Linked DNA regions of Homo sapiens: region 2 is linked to region 1. Evidence: chromatin loops called from intact Hi-C (ENCODE). Cell type or tissue: lower leg skin. All regions are shown on one strand. Links, peaks and the distances in the headings refer to the core of each region. The heading gives the core; the rest is flanking DNA. Region 1 has its middle 7.3 kb from the start of CSTB. Region 2 has its middle 22 kb from the start of AGPAT3.

Evidence for each region. Peaks named below come from ENCODE experiments on the same cell type or tissue, not always from the same donor. Only the 100,000 strongest peaks of a DNase experiment are listed, where the experiment ranks them.
Region 2: a loop joins it to region 1, with 23 times the contacts of the local background. A loop is called at or near these places in 2 of 110 quality-filtered maps.

Annotation. Positions count from the first base shown.
Region 1 is chr21:43,764,892-43,773,222 of GRCh38, forward strand. No RefSeq gene overlaps it. Among named protein-coding and RNA genes, the nearest start is that of CSTB, 7.3 kb to the right of the region's middle. RefSeq lists enhancers at 1-548, 1,861-2,474, 3,089-3,702, 3,152-3,724, 3,703-4,316 and 2 more and a cis regulatory region at 2,932-3,980. In lower leg skin, for the core only: no CTCF peak of the experiment used is centred there; a DNase peak (open chromatin) is centred at 3,431.
Region 2 is chr21:43,838,709-43,847,039 of GRCh38, forward strand. No RefSeq gene overlaps it. Among named protein-coding and RNA genes, the nearest start is that of AGPAT3, 22 kb to the right of the region's middle. In lower leg skin, for the core only: no CTCF peak of the experiment used is centred there; no DNase peak of the experiment used is centred there.

The sequences.
Region 1 (8,331 bases), core at 259-8,258:
GAGGCCGGCCCAGGCCCCTGCGCACTGCCCTGCTCATGCCCCCATCCATGCCAGCTCCCACCAAGCCCGTGCCCCTGCCAAAGAGCTGGGGGAAGGGATGGGAGACAGACTTCTCTTTCCTTATTTCTATTTTTTTTTTTTTTTCCAGACAGGTTCTCACTCTGTCACCCAGGCTGGAGTGCAGTGGTGTGATCTCAACTCACAGCAACTTCTGTCCAAGCAATTGGCCTCAAGCCATCCTCCCGCCTCAGGCTCCCGAGTAGCTGGACCACAGGCACACCACCACGTCCAGCTCATTAAACAATTTTTTTGTAGAGATGAGGTCTTGCCATGTTGCCCAGGCTGGTCTCGAACTCCTGGGCTCAAGTGATCCTTCCTCCTCGGCCTCACAAAGTGCCGGAATTACAGGCGTGAGCCACCACTCCTGGCTCTTATTTCTGTTTTTTCTGGTAACAGCTTTATTGAGTTACAATTCATTCCATATGACTCAGCCATTTGAAGGGTACAGTTCAGGCTGTGATTATAAAGGCAGCACTGTTGAGGACACTGAGCCTGGACAGGTGTCCCCCCCAAATTCAATGATGTCCTGCAAAAAGGTCCACCCTAAGCCTGGACAGGTGTCCCCCCAAATTCATTGATGTCCTGCAAAAACTCACGTCCACCCTGCACTTCAGAATGTGACTTTATTAGGCCAGGTGCAGTGGCTCATGCCTGTAATCCCAGGACTTTGGGAAGCCGAGGTGGGTGGATTGCTTGAGCTCAGGAGTTCAAGACCAGCCTGGGCAACATGGTGAAACCCCGTCTACACTGAAAATGGAAAAAAGTAGCCAGGCATGATGCCGGGCGTGGTGGCTTACCCCTGTAACCCCAGCACTTTGGGAGGCCGAGGCGGGCGGATCACCTGAGGTCGGGAGTTCAAGACCAGCCTGACCAACATGGAGAAACCCCGTCTCTACTAAAAATACAAAAAATTAGCCTGGCGTGGTGGCACATGCTTGTAATCCCAGCTACTAGGGAGGCTGAGGCAGGAGAATCACTTGAACCTGGGAGGCAGAGGTTGCAGTGAGCCAAGATCGTGCCATTGCACTCCAGCCTGGGCAACAAGAGCGAAAATTCCATTTCAAATAAAAAAAAAAAGTAGCCAGGCATGGTAGCATGTGCCTGTAGTCCTAGCTGCTCAGGAGGCTGAGGTAGGAGGCTCATTTGAGCCTGGGCGGGGGCCGGGGGGGAGAGGCAGGGGATGGGCGGAGGCTGCAGTGAGCCGAGATTGCACCACTGGACTCCAGCCTGGGTGACAGAGTGAGACCCCATCTCAATTGGAAAAAAAAAAAAAAAAAAAGAATGTGACTTTGTTTGGAAATGAGGTCTTTGTGGATGTAATTAGTTACATAAAATGCAGTCGCCCCAGGTGAGGACCCTAAATCCAGGGCCTGGTGTACTCGTAAGAAGAAGGCCTTGTGAGGCCGTGTGACCACGAGATCGATCGATCGCAGTGAAGCTGCTCCAGGCAGAGGACCGCTGACACCCTGGAGACCAAGACAACAGCTGCTTCAAAGCGAGGGTCTGAGGACCAGGCATAGTGGCTCACGCCTGTAATCCCAGCACTTTGGGAGGCCAACACAGGCGGATCACTTGAGGCCAGGAGTTCAAAACCAGCCTGGCCAACATGGCGAAAACCTGTCTCTACTAAACATACAAAAATTAGCTGGGTGTGTTGGTGCACGCCTATAATCCCAGCTACTCGGGATGCTGAGGCAGGAGAATAGCTTGAACCCCGGAGGCAGAGGTTATAGTGAGCTGATATCGTGCCGCTGCACTCCAGCCTGGGCGACAGAGTGAGACTACATCTCAAAAAAAAATGTTTTGGGTTCAATAACGTGAAAATTGTGCCTTATCCAGCAAGTGGTGAATTTCCTGAGCTCCTGTGACCCCCACCAAGGAAGAGCAGACTGAACAGGCTTGGGAAATTTTTCTGTGAAAGGGGAGGGCCTGGGGGTGCGAGCAGGCTCACGCCCAGTGTGCACTGGGCATGCTCAGGTGTCAGCAGCCGAGCCAGCAACACTGGGATGACGCCCCCTTTTTACAGGCTCTCGGAGGTCGGGTGGGATTCCCAAGACCTCACAGGTCACGATGAATGGCCTGGCTGGAACTGGCTTCCACGGACCCAGCATCATAGGCCTCCCTCAGAGCCGGGCCGGGTCCCTGAGCTCACTGGAAGGACGCGTCCGCCTGGCTGTGCTGATTGTTTACACAGACACCACCTGGCTGATTTTCTCTGAACAGTGTGAAAGTGACGCAGAAGGCTAGTGGCCCCAAGTTCACACCCATGGCCCTGAGAAAGCAGTTGTGTGTGTAGCCTCCTCACCACCCTCTCTGCGTCTGGACATGGGAACCTTGCGGGCACACACATGCAAACACATGCGTACATGCGGGCGCACACACACGCACACAGGGATGCACACACACGCGGATGCACACACAGACGCACACATACACACGCAGATGCACGCACACGCAAACGCACCCACATATACATGCGGACGCACACGCGGAAGCACAGGCACACATGCACGAACACACACACTACACGGATGCACAGGCACACACACTCGTGGACACACAGCATACACACACACAGATGTGTCCAGACATCTAGTTATTCACGCCCTTGTTACTCTCAGGAGCAGCACAGCGACCCCGAGGCTGGCCTGACTGTGTGGCCTCTGAGGGTCCAGTCTTCACTTTCCCTTGTTGGGGGGATGGGGCCCCCATGCACAGTCTGTGCCTCAGTGTTCTGAGTGAGGGCACCCTGTGCTCTGCCCCATGACCCTCCCTGCCTCGGTGCTACCCTTCCTGGAGGCGGGACACGGCGGCTGATCCCTCCCTGAGTGGGAGTTGCGAGTCCTTTGCCTTCTTCCCCCGTCTCCGGCTTGTAGCCACAAAATGTGCTGCCCTGGGCCCTGCCTCAGGTTTCCCTACGGAAACGGCACAGGCCACGCTGCCTCCCCTGCTGGCACCCTAGTCTCTGATGGAGACCGTGGCCTCTCCACCCAGAAAGTGGGCCAGGCCTCACCATCCCTGAGCTCTGTCTGCCTACGTCTCTGGCTGCCACTGACCCCACCAGCATCTTGGCCTCTCGACACACCCCCTCCGCCCTGACTCTGTGTCATACCCAGGCCTCACGACACACTCCTGGGCAAGGCTGCGTCGGCAGCGCCCTGGCCAGGGCTGTGGTCGGGCCATGGAGGGGGCCCCCTGGCTGAGACCACACCCTGTACCCCCAAAAGAGGTCATCCTGCCCGTGCCAGAAACCCCGTCAGGGACATGTGCACCCCTGGAGTGTGGGCGCAGAGGCCGGCCACATTTAGCCAGTTGTACATTCATTCAGGCTGCAATTCTTTCTTATCCCTGGGCTCAGGGCCGCACCCAGACACACGAGGCCGGGCAGGCATGACTCAGCAGCCCTTAGGATCTGCGTCCTGTGATTTTCTCAAGGAGCACAAAGGTGAGCGTAGCCATGGGGGAGAATAGGGAAGGAAGAAGGGCCAACAGTGGCCGAGTCAGCTCTGCTTAGTCTGAACTGCCCCTCCCATTGCTCCCAGGCCGGGCAGCAGCCTCTTGAGCAGCCCCGAGCCCCGCTCTTGTCCTTCCAGCCGGCTCTCAGGGGCTCACCCCCTCCCCACCCCCACAGTCAGCCTTGCGGTCAGCTTTCTCTAAAGGCAGCTCCGCACACGTAGCTCTCCCTGCCCCACGTTGTCCACAGCGCTCCCTGCCCCCAGATCCCAGTGTCCCCACCACAGCTCCGCACCGCTCCTTGATCTGGGCCTGCATTAGCATCCCCGGGTTATGTGGCTACCCGTGCTGCAAAGGAGCCTGGGAAGTGTGTCTTTTCCATCTGTGCGAAATTCTATAGTTTTTCTCGCCCTTAAGGGAGGTGGGGAGAAGGATCTGGGCAGGGAAGGCCCGGCCCATCCCTGGCCACCTATGACACTGTAAGCCTCTTAGAGAGCGGCCATGCCTGCCTCGCTCTGCAAGCAGACCTGCAGGGTGCCTGGCACGAGGACATTCAGATGTGGGAAGGAGGGAGGAGGGAGAGACGACCTGGAAAGGAATGAGTGTGAGCTCAGTCGATGGTCAGGGACTGTGCCCAACCAGGGCCTGGCTGTGCCGTGGGGAGCTCTCCGAGCTCTGAGCATCCAAATGTTGGAGTCCTGACCCTGCCTTTTGTGGGATAGAAAATGGGAATTAACACCGCTTCTGGGCAGCTCAATTAGGAAATCTTAGACGCTCTACCTGGTAGTGGAATGATTAGATTACTCAAGCCTACAATTTTATCTTTTGCACAATTTGCATCCAATTATGTTATTCTGTCTCTAATCTAGTGGGAATCTATTCTCATCTCCATCAGTTGGCCCTGCTTCATAACGCACGTTTCCTGACAGCAGTTAGAGGAGAGACTGAGTAAGGCTGTGGTGGCATCTCCCAGCTCCTTTGGGCTGGTAAGGATACTGTTGGCTTTGCCTGGCTCCCCCCACCCAGACCCTGTCTACACAGACAGAACCTCAGCTAACACAGAGCCTGGCTGCTCTGTTCTGCCAGATCGGGAACACATGGCCAGCAAAACCTGCAGGCACAGGGCGCGGCGGCTCACGTCTGTAAGCCTACCACATTTTGGGGCTGAGGTGGGTGGATCACTTGAGCTCAGGAGTTCAAGACCAGCCTAGGAAACATGGCGAAACCCCGTTGCTACAAAAAACACAAATAATTAGCAGAACAAGGTGGCATGCATCTGTAGTTCCAGCTGCTCAGGAGGCTGAGGCAGGAGGATCACCTGAGCTAGGGGAGGTCGAGACTGCAGTGAGCTATGGTGGCCCCACTGCACTCCAGCCTGGGCAACAGAGTGAGACCCTTGTCTCAAAAAAACAAAACCCAGGCCTGGAGTGGGGGCTCACGCCTATAGTCCCAGCACTTTGAGAGGCTGAAGGGGGTGGATCACCTGAGGTCAGGAGTTCGAGACTGGCCTGGCCAACATGGTGAAACCCGGTCTCTACTAAAAATACAAAAATTAGCCAGGCATGGTGGCAGGCACCTGTAATCCCAGCTACTCAGGAGGCTGAGGCAGGAGAATCACTTCAACCCGGGAGGTGGAGGTTGCAGTGAGCCAAGATAGCACCATTGCACTCCAGCCCAGGTGACAAGAGTGAAATTCCATCTCAAAAACAAACAAACAAAAAAACAAAAAAAAACCCTACCAGCTTTGGGAAAAGTGATGCTCGCTGAGAATTCGGGGTGGAGGGTAGGAGACCCAACCAAGATGACACTGTCACTCGAGAGTGAGTGACAGCTGGCTGGGGACCCGCAGCTGCCTGCTCAGCCCAGGGAGCATGCCTGCCTCAGGAGCTTCAGAGTGAGGGTCTGCGCTCTCAGCGTGGGGCGGTTCCTTGCCTAGCATCTGTTGAGTGCATTTCCATCAGCCAGGGCCCCAGTGGAAACAGGCAGCACTCACAGGAGCAACTCAAGCAGCGTTTGGTGTCCAGCGTGTGGAAGCGGTGTTCCCTTTCAGGACGGGGCCCGCGTTACAAACGGGGAGCTCAGGCCAGGCCGTCCTGGGCTCCTGCACGTTCTGGACTTTGCGCACCCACCCCTCCACCTTCCCGTCCTACCTGTGACTTGAGCAGGCGCCCAGGCTGTAGGGCGGACTGCAGGAGAGGGGCTGCCCCTGGAGGGGGTTGTAGGCCTCTGCTGCCCTGGCTCCCCTTGCCGTTTTCATTTATTTATTTATTATTATTATTATCTTCAAGACAGGATCTCTCTCTGTCACCCAGGCCAGAGTTCAGTGGTGTGATGATGGCTCACTGCAGCCTCGACCTCCCGGCTCAAATGATATGATCCTCCCACCTCAGCCTACCAAGTAGCTGGGACTACAAGTGTGTGTCGCCAAACCTGGCTAATTTTTTATTTTTTGTAGAGATAGGGGTCTCACTCTGTTGCCTAGGCTGGTCTCAAACTCCTGAGCTCAAGTGATCCTCCCACCTCGGCCTCCCAAAGCTCAAGCCATTTTTAACATTGCCGAGGCAGTTTTGGGGAAACATGCCTGAACGAACCATGAGTAAGACCTCCACGTTTTCTTTCTGGCTCTCAGGGGTCTGGAGGGGAAGTGGCTCATGGCAGGTCCCAGCACGTAGGCCTCTGTTTTCTGGTTCATGTTCCAGGATGGGGAAGGACCTAAGCCATCAGTGTCCTGGAGATCCAGCGTCTTAATTCATTCAGGGTAGCCCGTCCCGCCCTCCAGACTGCTGGGCACACCAGGGGCTCTGCTCCTGCTCTGTCCCAGGACTCAGGGCCCCTCCAGGGCAGCTGCCGTGACGTCGTGGCTATGAGGCATTCAGCCGCCTCCCAGAATGCGCCATGCTCTTGCCCAACCTGGACTCCCCACTCTCTGCTGCTGGCGCCAGGACGGTCTCACCCACCTCAGCCTCTAGCTCCTCCTCCTCAAGCCTCAGGTCTGAACTTGGCCATGGCCTCTGCCCAGAAGCCTTCTGCACCTCTGTCAGATCCCCGTTTACCCCCAGCAGGACCCTCCCTTAGGGCACTTGGTACAATTTCACATCCGTGACAGTGACAGTCACCGCCCCCATGCTGTGAGCCCCACGGGAGTCCGAGCTGACTTCATTCTTCCCCTACTACGTGCCTCATCCACTTTGAGCTCCTGTATTAGTCCATTCTCATGCTGCTAATAAAGACATATCCATGACTGGATAATTTATAAAGGAAAGAGGTTTAATTGACTCACAGTTCAGCATGGCTAGGGAGGCCTCAGGAAACACAATCATGGCAGAAGGGGAAGGAAACACATCCTTCTTCACATGGTGGCAGGAAGGAGACGTGCCAGCAAAAGCGGGGAAAGCCCCTTATGAAACCATCAGATCTCATGAGGATTCACTCACTATCACGAGAACAGCATGAGGGTAACCACCTCCATGATTCAATGACCTCCCACCAGGTCCCTCCCATGACACGGGATTATGGGAGCTATAATTCAAGATGAAATTTGGGTGGAGACACAGCCACACCATATCAGAGCTCCTAATGCACTCTCAGAGGGCAGGGTTAAACCAGCGGGGGGTTCGGTTAAACCAGCGGGGGGTTCGGTAACAAGGGACTTTTGTCAGCGGGTAGTGAAATTCATCAGATTTCCAAGCTGCTGCTGTTGATGCTCCTAAGGAAGCAGACAGCGTGTGGATGAAATTGACAACTTCATATAAATTATATATATATATAGAGAGAGAGAGAGAAACGGAGTCTTACTCTGTTGCCCAGGCTGGAGTGTAGTGGTGCAATCTCGGCTCACTGCAACCTCCTCTGCCTCCTGGGTTCAAGCTATTCTCTTGCCTCAGCCTCCTGAGTAGCTGGGATTACAGGCACCTGCCTGGCTAGTTTTTTGTATTTTATTTTATTTTTTTCAGTAGGGATGGGGTTTCACCATGTTGGTCAGGCTGGTCCCGGAACTCCTGACCTCAAGTGATCCACCCACCTCAGCCTCCCAAAGTGTTGGGATTACAGGCGTGAGCCTGTAATTTTGATCCCTTTGTCAACTTGTATTTAAACCAGACCACAGCATTAATTACATATTTTATTTTCTGTTTTACACTGATATTTCCTGTTTACACACAAGCTTCTAACCCTAAATCCAGCTTCCCCCAACCCAGGTGCCCCATAGGAGTTCCTGGTCACTGCTCCTGCAGACAACCGCTCCCTTCCTGTTGGGGATGGCTCTCCCGCTGCGTGGTCCCCTAAACAGCCCCTCCCCCACCTGCCTTCCGCTGGAAATTCTCAAGTGGGAAATACAACGGGTTTTCCTTTCAATGCAAAACTGCTTGATTCTGTTTTGCATGTTATAAAAGCTTAGTCTCAGAGTTCATGTTAAGAGTGTAGAATACACACAGTCCATGATTCAGTTTTCTTTTTGGTTTTTTTTTGAGATAGGATCTCACTCTGTCACCCACCCAGGCTGGAGTGCAGAGGTACGATCTCGGCTCACTGCACCCACCACCTCCCGAGTCCAAGTGATCCTCCCGTCTCAGCCTCCCAAGTAGCTGGGATTACAGGCGCCTGCCACAACGCCCAGCTAATTTTTTTATTATTAGTAGAGACAGGGTTTCACCATGTGGGTCAGGCTGGCCTAGAACTCCTGACCTCAGAGTGATCCACCCACCTTGGCCTCCCAAAGTGTTGGGATTCTAGGTGTGAGCCACCGCGCCCGGCCTGATTCAGAATTTCCTAACATCACTTTCAAAGCTCTGTGGACTCACTGGTAGATCCCTCCTTAGT
Region 2 (8,331 bases), core at 67-8,066, 74 kb after region 1:
ATTTCTCTCTGCCTGGAATCCCCATCTCTGGTGATAAAAATGTTTCTTTCCTCCTGGTATAGGGAACTGGGCTCTCGTATGGGAATTTAATCTCCTACTTTCAGGAAGAAAAGCGGGGGGTCTAAGCGTACTTCTTGCAGCTACTTTTATTTTTAGTGCCTTTAGCTAAAATAATTCTTATGCCATAGTGGCAGGTTTTTGGCTGGTATATTCCCTTCAATTCTGACTATATGATGTCTGGAAAAGACAAAACTATGAAGACAGTAAAAAGATCAGTGTTTGCCGGGGTAGGGGGAAGGAGGGATGAGTAAGCAGAGCACAGGGGACTTTTAGGGCCATGAAACACTCTGCGTGACACTGTAATGATGGATCCACGCCAGGTGCATGTGTGAAAACCCACAGAATGTACACCACCAATAGGCTGGGCGCGGCGGCTCACGCCGGTAATCCCAGCTCTGTGGGAGGCTGGGCGGATCACCTGAGGTCAGGAGTTCGAGACCAGCCTGGCCAAGAGGGTGAAAACCCCATCTCTACTGAAAATACGAAAATTAATTAGGCATGGTTGTGGGCATCTGTAATCCCAGCCACTTGGAAGGCTGAGGCTGGAGAATCACTTGAACACGGGAGGTGGAGGTTGCAGTGAGCCGAGATCACACCACTGCACTCCAGCCTGGGTGACAGAGTGAGATTCCATCTCAAATAATAATAATAATAATAATAATAACAACAATGCTGCTAAGGACAGTAGTGTCGTGTATGAGTTTCTGTGGGAACACGTTTTCATTTCTTTTTTTTTGTTTTTTTTTGAGACGGAGTCTTGCTCTGTCGCCCAGGCTGGAGTGCAGTGGTGCAATCTCGGCTCACTGCAAGCTCTGCCTCCCGGGTTCATGCCATTCTCCTGCCTCAGCCTCCTGAGTAGCTGGGACTACAGGCGCCCGCCACCACGCCTGGCTAATTTTTTGTATTTTTAGTAGAGACGGGGTTTCACTGTGTTAGGATGGTCTCGATCTCCTGACCTCGTGATCCGCCCACCTCGGCCTTCCAAAGTGCTGGGATTACAGGCGTGAGCCACCGCGCCTGGCCCACACGTTTTCATTCTTTGGGGGCCTTACCGAGGAGTGGAACTGTTGGTCATACAGCACCTCTATGTTGAACTTTTGAAGAGGCTGCTGCCCTGCTTACGGACGTGGTTGTACCATGGTGCATTCCTATCAGCGTCCCCTTCAAGGCTCTCTGTTGCCTGCCTGTTTTACTATAACCGTCTGAGTGGGTGTGAAGTGATAATTCATGGTAGTTTTCATTTGCGTTTCCTTAAGGTTACTGGTGTTGAACGTTTTTTCATGTGCTAATCGGCCACTCGTAGATCTTCTTTGGAGAGATGTGTCTTCAACCTCTTTGCTCGTTTTTTATTCAGAATATTTGTCTTTTTATTTATTGTTAAGATAATATTCTGGATATCAGTCCCTTACTAGACGTATGATTTGCAAATATTTTCTTCATTACTATAGGTTGTCTTTTCAGATTTGTTTGTTTGTTTTTGTTTTTCCTTTTTAGAGACATGGTCTGTCTCTGTCACCCAGGCTGGAGTTCAGTGGCATGATCATAGCTCACTGCACCCTCAAACTCCTGGGCTCAACTGATCCTCCCACCTCAGCTTCCTGAGTAGCTGAGACTACAGGTGCATGCCACCATGCTGAGCTGATTTTAAATTTTTTTGTGTGGAGATGGGGTCTTGCTATGATGCCCAGGCTGGTCTTAAACTCTTGTCCTCAAGCCATCCTCCTGCCTCGGTCCCCCAAACTGCTGGAATTATAGGCATGAGCCAACATGCCCAGCTCTCTTCATTTTTTTTTTTTTTTTGAGACAGAGTTTTGCTTAAAGATCTTGGCTCACTGCACCCTCCACCTCCCAGGTTCAAGTGATTCTCCGGCCTCAGGCTCCCGAGTAGCTGGGATTATAGGTGCGTGCCACCATGCCCAACTAATTTTGTATTTTTAGTAGAGACGGGATTTCACCATGTTGGCCAGGCTGATCTCAAACTTCTGACCTCAGGTGATCCACCCACCTTGGCCTCCCAAACTGCTGGGATTACAGGCGTGAGCCACTGCGCCTGGCCTCTCTTCACTTTTTTGATGGTGTTCTTTGAAGCACAAAAGTTTAAACTTTTAAAAATTTACAAATCGGCCAGTCGCAGTGGCTCATGCCTGTAATCCCAGCACTTTAGGAGGCCGAGGTGGGAGAATCACTTTAGGCCATGAGTTCGAGACCAGTCTGGCCCACACAGCGAAAACCCATCTCTCCCAAAAATACAAAAATTAGCCAGGAGTGGTGGCGCGTGCCTGTAGTCCCAGCTATTCGGGAGGCTGAAGCAGGAGAATTGCTTGAACCCGGAAAGTGGAGGTTGCAGTGAGTCGAGGTCACGCCATTGCACTCCAGCCTGGGTCACAGAGTGAAAGTTTTAACTTTGATGGAGTCCAATCTGTCTATTTTTTTTCTTTGGTTGCGTGTGCTTTTGGTGTCATATCTAAGAAGCCATTGCCTAATCCAGCGTCACCGAGATTTATGCCTGTGTTTTCTTCTAAAAGTCTCATAGTTTTAGTCTTATACTTAGGTCTTTGATTTAAGCTAAATATTGTACATGGTGTGAGATAAGGGTCTAACTTTATTATTTTGGATGTGGCTATTAAGCTGTCCCAGCACCATCTGTTGAAAAGACTATTCTTTCCTGATTGAGTGTATTTATTTATTTATTTATTTATTTATATATTTTTGAGGCAGAGTCTTGTTCTGTTGCCCAGGCTGGAGTGCAGTGGCACGATCTTGGCTCACTGCAAGCTCCGCCTCCCTGGTTCACGCCATTCTCCTGCCTCAGCCTCCCGAGTAGCTGGGACTACACGTGCCCGCCACCATGCCTGGCTAATTTTTTGTATTTTCAGTAGAGACGGGGTTTCCCCTTGTTAGCCAGGATGGTCTCGATATCCTGACCTCGTGATCCACCCACCTCGGCCTCCCAAAGTGCTGGGATTACACGTGTGAGCCACCGCGCCCGCCCCAATTGAGTGTTTTTGGAATGCTGTTTTGAAAATCGATTGACCATGTATGTAAGGGTTTATTCTTGAACTCTTCATTCTACCTCATTGATCTCTATGTCCATCCTTATGCCCAGTCCCCCAACTTTCTTCTTTTTCAAGACTGGTTATTCTGGATCTTTTGTATTTTCATATAAAATTTAAGGCAAGCTTTTCAATTTTTTTTTTTTTTTTTTTTAAAAGCAGCTGGGATTTTGATAGGAATTGAGTTGAATCTGCAGATCAACCTGGAAAGTATTGCCATCTTAGTAAGTATTCCCATCAATACTTAGGAAAGTATTGCCATCAATAGTAAGTCTTCTGATCTATAAACATGGGATATGTTTCCATTGACTTAGGTCTTTAAAAATGTTCTTTCAGGCCGGGCATGTTGGCTCATGCCTGTAATCCCAGCACTTTAGGAGGCCGAGGTGAGCAGATCACTTGAGGTCAGGAGTTTGAGACCAGCCTGGCTAACATGGTGAAACCCCATCTCTACTAAAAATACAAAAAATAGCCAGGTGTGGTGGCAAATGCCTGTAATCCCAGCTACATGGAAGGCTGAGGCAGGAGAATTGCTTGAACCCGGGAGGTGGAATCTGCAGTGAGCCGAGATTGCGCCACTGCACTTCAGCCTGGGTGACAGAGCGAGACTTTGTCTCAGGAAAAAAAAAAAAAGTTCTTTCAGTTATATTTTGTAGTTTTCAGTGTGCAGATCTTGCACATCTTTTGTTAAATTTATTCCTAAGTATTTTAATCTTTGTGATGCTATTGTGAACGGTTTCCTTAATTTGACTTTCTGATTGTTCATTACTATTTGTAGAAATGCAACATATTTTTGTATATTGATTGTGTTTCCTGCAGCCTTGCTAAATTCATTTATTCATCCTAATATTTGTTGATTTTTTTTTGTGTGTGTGTGTGTGTGTGTGTGTGTGTGTGTGATCCTTATGATTTTCCATATATAAGACCATGTCATCTGTGAATAAAGATAGTGTTACTTCCTTTTTAATCCAGATGCCTTTTATTTCTTTTCCTTGCTTGGTTGTTCTGGTTTGTCTCTAGTAGAATGTTGAACAGAAGTGGTAACAACAGAGATCCTTGTCTTATTCCTAATCTTGAGGGGAAAGCATTTAGTCTTTCATTATTAAGTATGATGTTAGCTGGATTTCATAAGTACCCGTTTTCACTTCAGGTTCACTTTCAGTTTCAGGTTGAAGAAGCTTCCTTCTATTTCTAGTTTTTTTTTGTTTTACCATGAAAGGATGTTAAATTTTGTCAAATGCTTATTTATTTATTTATTTATTTATTTTTTAAGATGGAGTTTTGCTCTTGTTGCCCAGGCTGGAGTGCAATGGCGTGATCTCAGCTCACCGCAACCTCCACCTCCTGGGTTCAAATGATTCTCCTGCCTCAGCCTCTTGAGTAGCTGGGATTACAGGCATGCGCCACCATGCCCAGCTAATTTTTTGTATTTTTAATAGAGATGGGGTTTCTCCATGTTGATCAGGCTGGTCTCGAACTCCCAACCTCAGGCGATACGCCCACCTCGGCCTCCCAAAGTGCTGGGATTACAGGCGTGAGCCACCGTGCCCGGAATTTTTTTTTTTTTTTTGAGTCGGAGCCTCACTTTGTCGCCTCCTTCTGATGCCTGTAATCTCAGGCCCTGGAGTGCAGTGGTGCGATCTCGGCTCACTGTAGCCTCCACCTCCCGGGTTCAAGTGATTCTCGTGCATCAACCTCCCAAGTAGCTGGGATTACAGGCACGCACACCACCACGCCCAACTAATTTTTGTATTTTTAGTAGAGACAGGGTTTTGCCATGTTGGCCAGGCTGGTCTCCAACTTCTGGCCTCAAGCAATTCACCCACTTTGGCCTCCTAAAGTGGAGGGATTACAGGGGTAAGCCATCGCGCCTGGCCAATTTTTAAATTTTTGGGTAGAGACAGGGTCTCACTATGTTGCCAGGCTGTTCTTGAACTCCTGGGCTCAAGCGATCCTCCAGCATCAGCCTCCCAAAGCACCGGGATTACGCTGTGAACTGCCATGCCCAGCCCTGGATTTTCATATCTTGAGTCAACTTGGCATTCTTGGAATAAATCCCACTTAGTTGTGGTGTATAATTCTTTCTGTACTTTACTGGATCTGATTTGCTAGTGTTTTGTGGAGAATTTTTGTATCTATATTCATGACAGATGCTGGTTTGTATGTTTTTTTTTTTTTTTCTTTTTTCTTGTGATGTCTTTGCTTGGATTTAGCTTCGGGATAGAACTAGCCTCCTATAATGAGTTGGGAGTGTTCTCTAATTTTCTATTTTTTGGAAAAATTTGTGGAGGATTGGTATTAATTCTTTCTTAAGTGTTTGGTAGAAATTACCAATATAGTTATCTTGGCCTTGGTTTTTTTTTTTTTTGTATGTAGTTTTTAAAAAATATTACTAATTCAATTCCTTTACTTGTTACAAATCGATTAAGATTTTCTATTATTTCTTGAGTCAATGTGGTAGTTTGTATCTTTTTAGGAATTTGTCTATTTCATCTAAGTTATATAATTTGTTGGCATACAATTATTTATCTTATTTTCTTATAATACTTTTACTTCTGTAATGTCAGTAGTAGGCCGGGTATGGTGGCTCATGCCTGTAATCTCAGCACTTTGGGAGGCCAAGGAGGGCAGATCACCTGAGGTCAGGAGTTCGAGACCAGCCTGGCCAACATAGCAAAACCCCGTCTCCACTAAAAATACAAAAATTAGCTGGGTGTGGTGGCGCACACCTGTAATCCCAGCTACTTGGGAGGCCGAGGCAGGAGAATTACTTGAACCTGGGAGGCAGAGGTTGCAGTGAGCCAAGATGGCGCCATTGCACTCCAGCCTGGGCAACAGAGCGAGACTCCGTCTCAAAAAAAAAAAAGTCATTATCAATGTCCCCCCTTTGATTCCTTATTTTAGTAACATGAATCTTCTTTCTTTTATTCTTGGTTAGTCTTACTAAAGGTTTATCAATTTTGTTGATCTTTTCAAAGGACCAACTTTCAGTTTTGTTGATTTTCTCTTGTTTTTCTATTCTTTATTTCATTCATTTCCACACTAAATTTTAATATTTCCTTCCTTCCACTTTGGGTCTAGTTCGCTCTTTTATTCCCTTGTTTCTTAAGATGAAAGTTTATGGTTTTGCTTTGAGATCTTTCTTCTTTCACAAAAATACACTTTATTTTTTGGAGCAGTTTTAGGTTCACAGCAAAATTAAGTGAAAAGCACAGAGTTCTCATATGTCCCCTCCCTCCACACTGAGCCTTCCCCACCACCAACATCCCGACCCCCAACATTTCCACCAGAGGGCTTCCTTTGCCGTAGTGGTGAACCTGCACTGGCCCAGCACCATCGTTTTTTGTTGTTGTTGTTTGGAGATGGAGTCTCGCTCTGTCTCCCAGGCTGGAGTGCAATGGCACGATCTCAGCTCACTGCAACCTCTGCCTTCCAGGTTCAAGTGATTCTCCTGCCTCAGCCTCCTGAGTAGCTGGGATTACAGGCACAAGCCACCACACCCGGCTAATTTTTGTATTTTTAGTAGAGGCCGGGTTTCCTTCCCGAAGGATGCTAAAGAAAGACCCATCCTGCAGCTCTGTCCTTACAGAAGGACATCGAGGAATTACCCACTGGGGAGCTCTGTCCTTCCCGAAGGACGCTGAAGAATTAACCTCAGGTCTTCAAGAGGGAACCCGTCTAACAACCATCGAGGAACCAAGGCCTCCCAGCAACCACGTGCGTGAGCTTGGCATGCGTCCTCCCTGTTGGGGCCTTCAGGGGACAGCAGCCCTAGCCCAGCCAACAGCCTGATGCAGCCTCACAAGAGACCCTGAGCCAGGATCTCCCACCACGCAGCTCCCCCGCTCTTGACTCACAGAGACTGCGCTGACGACGTTTGCTGGTTTCAGCTTCTCAGTTTTGGAGTAATTTGTAACACAGCAATGGGTAATAAATACAGAGGGAGGAGAGAACACAGACCTGTGGAATTACCGTACACACTTTCTGAGGGTCCCTAAGCATCAGAGATATAAATCAAAGGCCTACCGTCCACTTTCACCCAATATGAAATTGCAGTAAAAAGTGGTATAAAGAGATAAAATGCACACATCTGCCACAGGGGTTCCGAGGACAAGCTGGTGGCCAGGGGAACCGGGGAGGGAGCCTGTGTTCCTAGCTCAGGAGTGTTTTTCGAGCACACATCTCTGAACTGGATTCTGAAACATGGTGGGATGTTGAGATGCAGATGGAAAGTCTTTCCAAATGCCAAGGTCACCACAAGCCAAGGCCAACCAAGGATCAGATTGGGTATATTCTTAAGAATGGGCTGGGCGCAGTGGCTCACGCCTGTAATCCCAATGCTTTGGGGGGCCAAGGCGGGTGGATCACTTGAGTCCAGGAGTTTGAGACCAGCCTGGACAATATGGTGAAATCCCATCTCCACTAAAAATACAAAAAAATTAGTTGGATGTGGTGGCATGGCTGTAATCCCAGCTACCCAAGAGGCTGAGGTGGGAGGATCACCTAAGCTAGGGAAATAGAGGCTATAGTGAGCCGTGATTGTGCCACCGTACTCCAACCTGGGCGACAGGAGTAAAACCCTGTCTCAAAAAAAAAAAAAAAATGGCTGGTAATTTAACAAAGACATGTGCCCACTCTCTTTAAGCATTGTTTCAGCAGCCTCAACCTCCCTCGCTTAAGAGATCTTCCCAGCTCAGCCTCCTGAGAGTAGTTGGAACTATAGGCCCGGACCACCATGTCCAGCTAATTTTTTAAGTTTTTTATAGAGATGGGGTCTCGCTATGTTGCCCAGGCTGATCTTGAACTCCTGGCCTCACGTGATTCTCCTGTCTTGGCCACATCGTCGGGATTACAGGTGTGAGTCACTGCATATGGTTGGGCTAAGCCATGTTTCTTAAACTTAATTGTTTCTTTGCCACCTTTATTAATATTTTTTCTTTTGCTAGGCCCATTTTAAAGTTAAGGAATGCTTTTTAATACAAGTATCCTATATATCTTAATTTGTTTAATTTTTAAGTTGATGGGCTAGCTTTTTAAAATGTTAGTTTTGCCCTAAAGAATAATATCCATCTAACCATTCATATTTGTTCCAATAAAGATAAAATGAACCTGCCTGACGCGGTGGCACTCACCTGTAATCCAAGAGCTTTGGGAGGCCGAGGCGGGTGGATCACCTGAGGTCAGGAGTTCGAGACCAGCCTGGCCAACATGGAGAAAC